Regions from separate parts of the Homo sapiens genome. Here region 1 is linked to region 2. A link is a loop called in an ENCODE intact Hi-C map of the cell type or tissue named here. Cell type or tissue: mammary epithelial cell. All regions are shown on one strand. Links, peaks and the distances in the headings refer to the core of each region. The heading gives the core; the rest is flanking DNA.

Region 1 (2,811 bases), core at 244-2,743, 290 kb after region 2:
TGCTGGAATTACAGGCATGAGCCACCATACCTGGCCTATTTATTTTTGAGGCAGGGTCTTACTCTGTTGCTCAGGCTGGAGTGCAGTAGCATGATCTCAGCTCCCTCCAACCTTCACCTCTTGGGTTCAAGCAATCCTCCCACCTCAGCATCTGGAGTAACTGGGACTACAGTGTGTACCAACATGCCTGGCTAAATTTTGTATTTTTTGAAAAGATGAAGTTTTGCCATGTTGCTCAGACTGGTCTTGAACTCCTGGGTTCAAGTGATCCACCCACTGCAGCCTCTCAAAGTGTTGGGATTACAGGTGTGAACCACTATGCCCAGCCTAATTTCTAAAAATTTTAAATTAGCTTGGTGTATAGCCCTCTTTGGGAATAGGGAGTTATGGAATGCAGCTCCTTAATGAGAAAAGCTGAGCTGTTCATGAAGGGTTGTCAAGAATTTGTGCCATACTCCCGGGCGCGGTGGCTCATACCTGTAATCCCAGCACTTTGGGAGGCCGAGGCGGGCAGATCACGAGGTCAGAAGATCTAGACCATCCTGGCTAACACGGTGAAACCCCGTCTCTACTAAAAATACAAAAAATTAGCTGGGTGTGGTGGCAGGCGCCTGTAGTCCCAGCTACTCCGGAGGCTGAGGCAGGAGAATGGCGTGAACCTGGGAGGCGGAGCTTGCAGTGAGCTGAGATCACGCCACTGCTCTCTAGCCTGGACGACAGAGCAAGACTCTGTCTCAAAAAAAAAAAAAAAAAAAAGAATTTGTGCCATACTTGGGCTTAGTTATACACAGTTGACTAAAGTGCTAACATAATGTTTATACTACACTCTCCTGGTCCAATTTGATTCTGGCACTGAAACAAGAAGTATCCAGGTCAGGTTGGCAAACAAAGGTAGAGAAAGGGCAATTTAAATAGAAGAGAGAGGCAGCGCACAGTGGCTCACGCCTTGTAACCCTGCTCACTTTGGGATTACAAAGTGCTGTGATCCCAGCACTTTGGGAGGCCGAGGTGGGTGGATCACAAGGTTCGGAGTTCCAGACCAGCCTGGCCAATATGGTGAAACGCCATCTCTACTAAAAATACAAAAATTAGCTGGGAGTGGTGCCACGCACCTATAGGCTGAGACAGGAGAACCGCCTGAACGCAGAAGGCAGAGGTTGCAGTGAGCTGAGATCACACCACTGCACTCCAGCCTCGGCAACAGAGGGAGATTCCGTCTCAAAAAACAAAAAACAAAACAAACAAACAAAAAAACAAAAAATAAGAAGAAGAAGAAGAGAGAAGTAGCATGATTCCAAAGAGAGAAAACTGGCTGAACAGTTAGATTTGGATGCTTGGCTGGGCGCAGTGGCTCACGCCTATAATCCCAGCACTCTGGGAGGCTGAGGCAGGTGGATCACCTGAGGTCGGGAGTTTGAGACCAACCTGACCAACATGAAGAAACCCTATCTCTACTAAAAATACAAAACTAGCCAGGCGTGGTGGTGCGTGCCTGTAAACCTAGCTACTCGGGAGGCTGAGGCAGGAGAATTGCTTGAACCCAGGAGGCAGAGGTTGCAGTGAGCCAAGATCATGCCACTGCACTCCAGCCTGGGCAACAAGAGTGAAACTCTGTCTAAAAAAAAGGAAAAAGAAAAAGATTTGGATGCTTGTCCTGGTTAACGACGGTTATGAAGAAGCCACACTTTCCTTTGTTCATCTCTTCCAAGGTTCAGTAATAATAAAGCAGAGCACACATTTTTAAATTAATCCTTTGGAAATAACAGTGTATTTCCCAAAGAAACAATGTCATAAAAAAGGTGGTTAGGCCAGACTCAGTGGCTCACGCCTGTAATCCTAGTACTTTGGGAGGCCAAGGTGGGCGGATCACGAGGTCAGGAGATCGAGACCAGCCTGGCTAACACGGTGAAACCCCGTCTCTACTAAAAATACAAAAAAAATCAGCCAGGCGTGGTGGTGGGTGCCTGTACACCCAGCTACTCGGGAGGCTGAGGCAGGAAAATGGTGTGAACCGGGGAGGCGGAGCTTGCAGTGAGCCAAGATGGCACCACTGCACTCCAGCCTGGGTGACAGATCAAGACTGTCTCGGAAAAACAAACAAACAAACAAAAACAAACAAAAAAATGTGGTTAGCCTGGCCTGTAGTGCCAGCTATCTGGGAGGCTGAGGCAGGAGGATTGCTCAGTAAGGTGGCAGTGAGCTATGACTGCACCACTCCACTGCAGCCTGGACAACAAAGGGAGACCCCCTATGTAAAAAAAAAAAAAGGGTGGTTCATTTCCCAGATTATCCTCCAGGAACCTATATAAATCCCAACATAGCTAACATTACTTCATATTTTGCAATGGGAAACATAAATATTTTTGCAATATTAATGAATAAGCAAAACAGAAAAACCAAACGAATTATTGTGGGATTTTTAAATAGAAAACATTTGATTCAAAGGGGATTATGGAACTCAGGGTCAGAGAATATGAAAGAATTACTTCTTGCTACTTTTAATACTATCTGAAGTTAATGGCACTGGCTCACAAACAGAAAACAGCACGAATGAGAAGGGGAAAGAAAATATGAGCTGTGTTTTTTCTTTTTTCTTTTTTTGAGATTGAGTCTCACTCTGTCGCTAGGCTGGAGTACAGTGGCACGATCTCCGCTCACTGCAACCTCTGCCTCCCGGGTTCAACCAATCATCCTGCCTCAGCCTCCGAGTAGCTGGGAGTACAGGGGCGTGCCACCACGCCCAGCTAATTTTTTGTATTTTTAGCAGAGACGGAGTTTCACCATGTTGGCTAGGATGGTCTCGATCTCTTT
Region 2 (2,811 bases), core at 254-2,753:
AACAGGTTATTTTAAAGAGATAACAGCTTAAAGAAAATAAAAATGAACACGGAAAAAAGAGTTTAACTTTACAATTTAACTCCATCCCCCACATTCTGACTTTATGTTGTCTCAATGTATGTGTATTTCTATAATGTCCATCTCCTAACAGATTGCTGTAGGTATTGTTGTTTTTGATAGATTTGTCTTTTGGGCTGCATACTAGTTATGAGTAGATTGCACATTGAAATTATAGTATTAGAGTATTCTGGGTTTGTTCATGTACTTAATTTTACCAGCAGGTTTCATACCTTTACATATTTTCTTTTTGCATGTTAGTGTTTTTTTTTTCTTTCTTTCTGATTGAAGAATTCTCCTTAGCACTTCTTGTAACACAGGTCTGGTGGTAGTGAACTCTCATCTTTTGTTTGTCCAGAAGAGACTTTATGTCCTCTCCATATTTGAAGGGACACTTTTCCAATACAGTATTCTTAAATGGCAGTTTTTTTCTTTCAGCACTTTGAAAATGCCATCCCATTCCCTTCTGATCTGTATAGTTCCAATTGAGAAATCTGTTGCCAGACAAATTGGAGCTTTTTTATATGTTATTTGCTTCTTTTCTCTTGCTGCTTTTAGAATCCTTTCTTTACCCTTGACCATTGAGCATTTCGTTATTATATGCCTTTTGGTAGTCTTATTTGGGTTGAACCTGTTTGGTGTTCTCTGATCTTCTTGTATGTGGCTATTTGTCTCTTTCTCAAGTTTGGAAAGTTTTTTGAGTGTCCGTGTTTGATTTTGAATAAGCTTTCCACCCTTTGCTCTTGCTCAACTCCCTTTTGAACACCAAGAATTCTTAGATTTGGTCTTTTGAGGTAATTTTCTATATTTAGGAGACAATTTTTATTGCATTTTATTCTTTTTTTGTTTTTGCTCCTCTGTGTATTTTTTAGAAGCCTGTCTTTGAGCTTGCTGGTTTTTTCCCTCTGCTTGATTCATTTCGCTGGTTGAGAGCCTCTAATGATTTTTTTTTTTTTTTTCAGAGACAGAGTCTCACTCTGTCGCCCAGGCTAGAGTGCAGTGGCATGATCTTGACTCACTGCAACCTCCGCCTCCTGGGTTCAAGTAATACGTCTGCCTCAGCCTCCCGAGTAGCTGGGACTACAGGCGCATGCCACCATGCCCAGCTCATTTTTTGTATTTTAGTAGAGACGGGGTTTCACCATGTTGCCCAAGCTGGTCTCGAACTCCTGAGCTCAGGCACCTTGGCCTCCCAAAGTGCTGGGATTACAGGTGTGAGCGACCACGACTGGCCATGAATTTTTTAGTTGAGTGAATTTATTTCTCAGCTCCAAGATTTCTGTTTGATTATTCAAAATTTCAATCTCTGTATTAAATTTCTCTTGTAAATTTCTGAATTACTTTTGTATGTTATCTTGGATATCACTGAGTTTTCTCAAAACAGATATTTTGAATTCTTGGTCAGAGGTTCACAGATTGCTGACTCATTAAGGTCAGTCACTGGTTCCTCACTTTGTCCATTTGGAGTCATGATTCCTTCTTTGCTATTGTTTCCTGTGATGTGAGTCTATGTCTTTGCATTAAAGGATTTGTTATTTATTTCAATCTTCTCTGTCTGGCTTGTTTCAGTTTTTATTTGATATGTTTGCTTGGGGTTTTTATTTTTAATTTACCTGTTGGTTTTATTTATTTATTTATTTATTTTATTTTTCTTTTTTTCCAGCTAGGTCACTGCCTCCTTTTTGACACTAGATGGTGGCATAAGCCCAGGTTTGCCTTGGTTCTGGAAAGCAATTAGTGCCACCCGGCCTGGCGCTGTGGCTCATGCCTGTAATCCTAGCACTTTGGGAGGCTGAGGTGGGCGGATCACGAGGTCAAGGGATCAAGACCATCCTGGCCCACATGGTGAAACCCTGTCTCTACTGAAAATACAAAAATTAGCTGGGCGTGGTGACACGCGCCTGTAGTCCCAGCTACTCGGCAGGCTGAGGCAGGGGAATCGCTTGAACCCGGGAGGCAGAGGTTGCAGTGAGCCAAGATCGTGCCACTGCACTCCAGCCTGGTGACAGGGTGAGACTCCATCTCAAAACAAAAGAGTGCCACCCATCAGGATAAGGGAGGTCTCAAAGGGGACATTTCAGTAGTGTGGGAAGGATGGTTAGGGGTTGTGCCCAGGGGACCTGTGGAACAAACCTACCACATGGTGCTGCTTAACAGCCACGCTGATTTGCTGTCTCCTTTGGCCAAATTAGAGCAGAGTGTCCAGGGCTGGGGATGGTGGTCCTGCCTCCCTACTCTGTCTCTGGCTGTCCTCTGGGATATTTCTTATTCCAGGCACACTTTCTTTCTGTGCCTTTCTGTGGGTTGAGTTTCTGTGGGTTGAGTCAGGGACTCAACCTTTCTGTGGGTTGCTTTCTGTGGGTTGAGTCAGGGACAGGTTTCCTGCCAGTGAACCCACGATGATGGAGAAGCTGGCTGGCCATCTCGATCTCACTTTTTCCAGTGAAGAATGCATGAGTCAGCGAGTTTTCTGCACGCTTGGTGTGGGGCAGATTTGAGGGAGGGGCATGATGGATATAGAAGTCTGAGTCTCAGCCAGGCACAGTGGCTCACACCTGTAATCTCAGCACTTTGGGAGGCCGAGGCAGGCAGATCACCTGAGGTAAGGAGTTCAAGACCAGCCTGGCCAACATGGTGAAATCTGTCTCTACTAAAAATACAAAAATTACCCACGCGTGGTGGCGCACACTTGTAACCCCAGCTACTCAGGAAGCTGAGGCAGGAGAATTGCTTGAACCCGGGAAGTACAGGTTG

Evidence for each region. A loop is a pair of places that touch in the nucleus more often than their neighbours do. Peaks named below come from ENCODE experiments on the same cell type or tissue, not always from the same donor. Only the 100,000 strongest peaks of a DNase experiment are listed, where the experiment ranks them.
Region 1: a loop joins it to region 2, with 6 times the contacts of the local background. A loop is called at or near these places in 8 of 110 quality-filtered maps.

What each region holds. Positions count from the first base shown.
Region 1 is chr22:17,363,607-17,366,417 of GRCh38, forward strand. It overlaps a transcript of CECR2 not described here. Among named protein-coding and RNA genes, the nearest start is that of CECR2, 4.4 kb to the right of the region's middle. In mammary epithelial cell, for the core only: no CTCF peak of the experiment used is centred there; no DNase peak of the experiment used is centred there.
Region 2 is chr22:17,073,358-17,076,168 of GRCh38, forward strand. No RefSeq gene overlaps it. Among named protein-coding and RNA genes, the nearest start is that of IL17RA, 10 kb to the right of the region's middle. RefSeq lists a silencer at 1,756-1,815. In mammary epithelial cell, for the core only: a CTCF peak has its summit at 1,750 (motif pointing right); a DNase peak (open chromatin) is centred at 2,424; H3K27ac peaks cover 241 bases.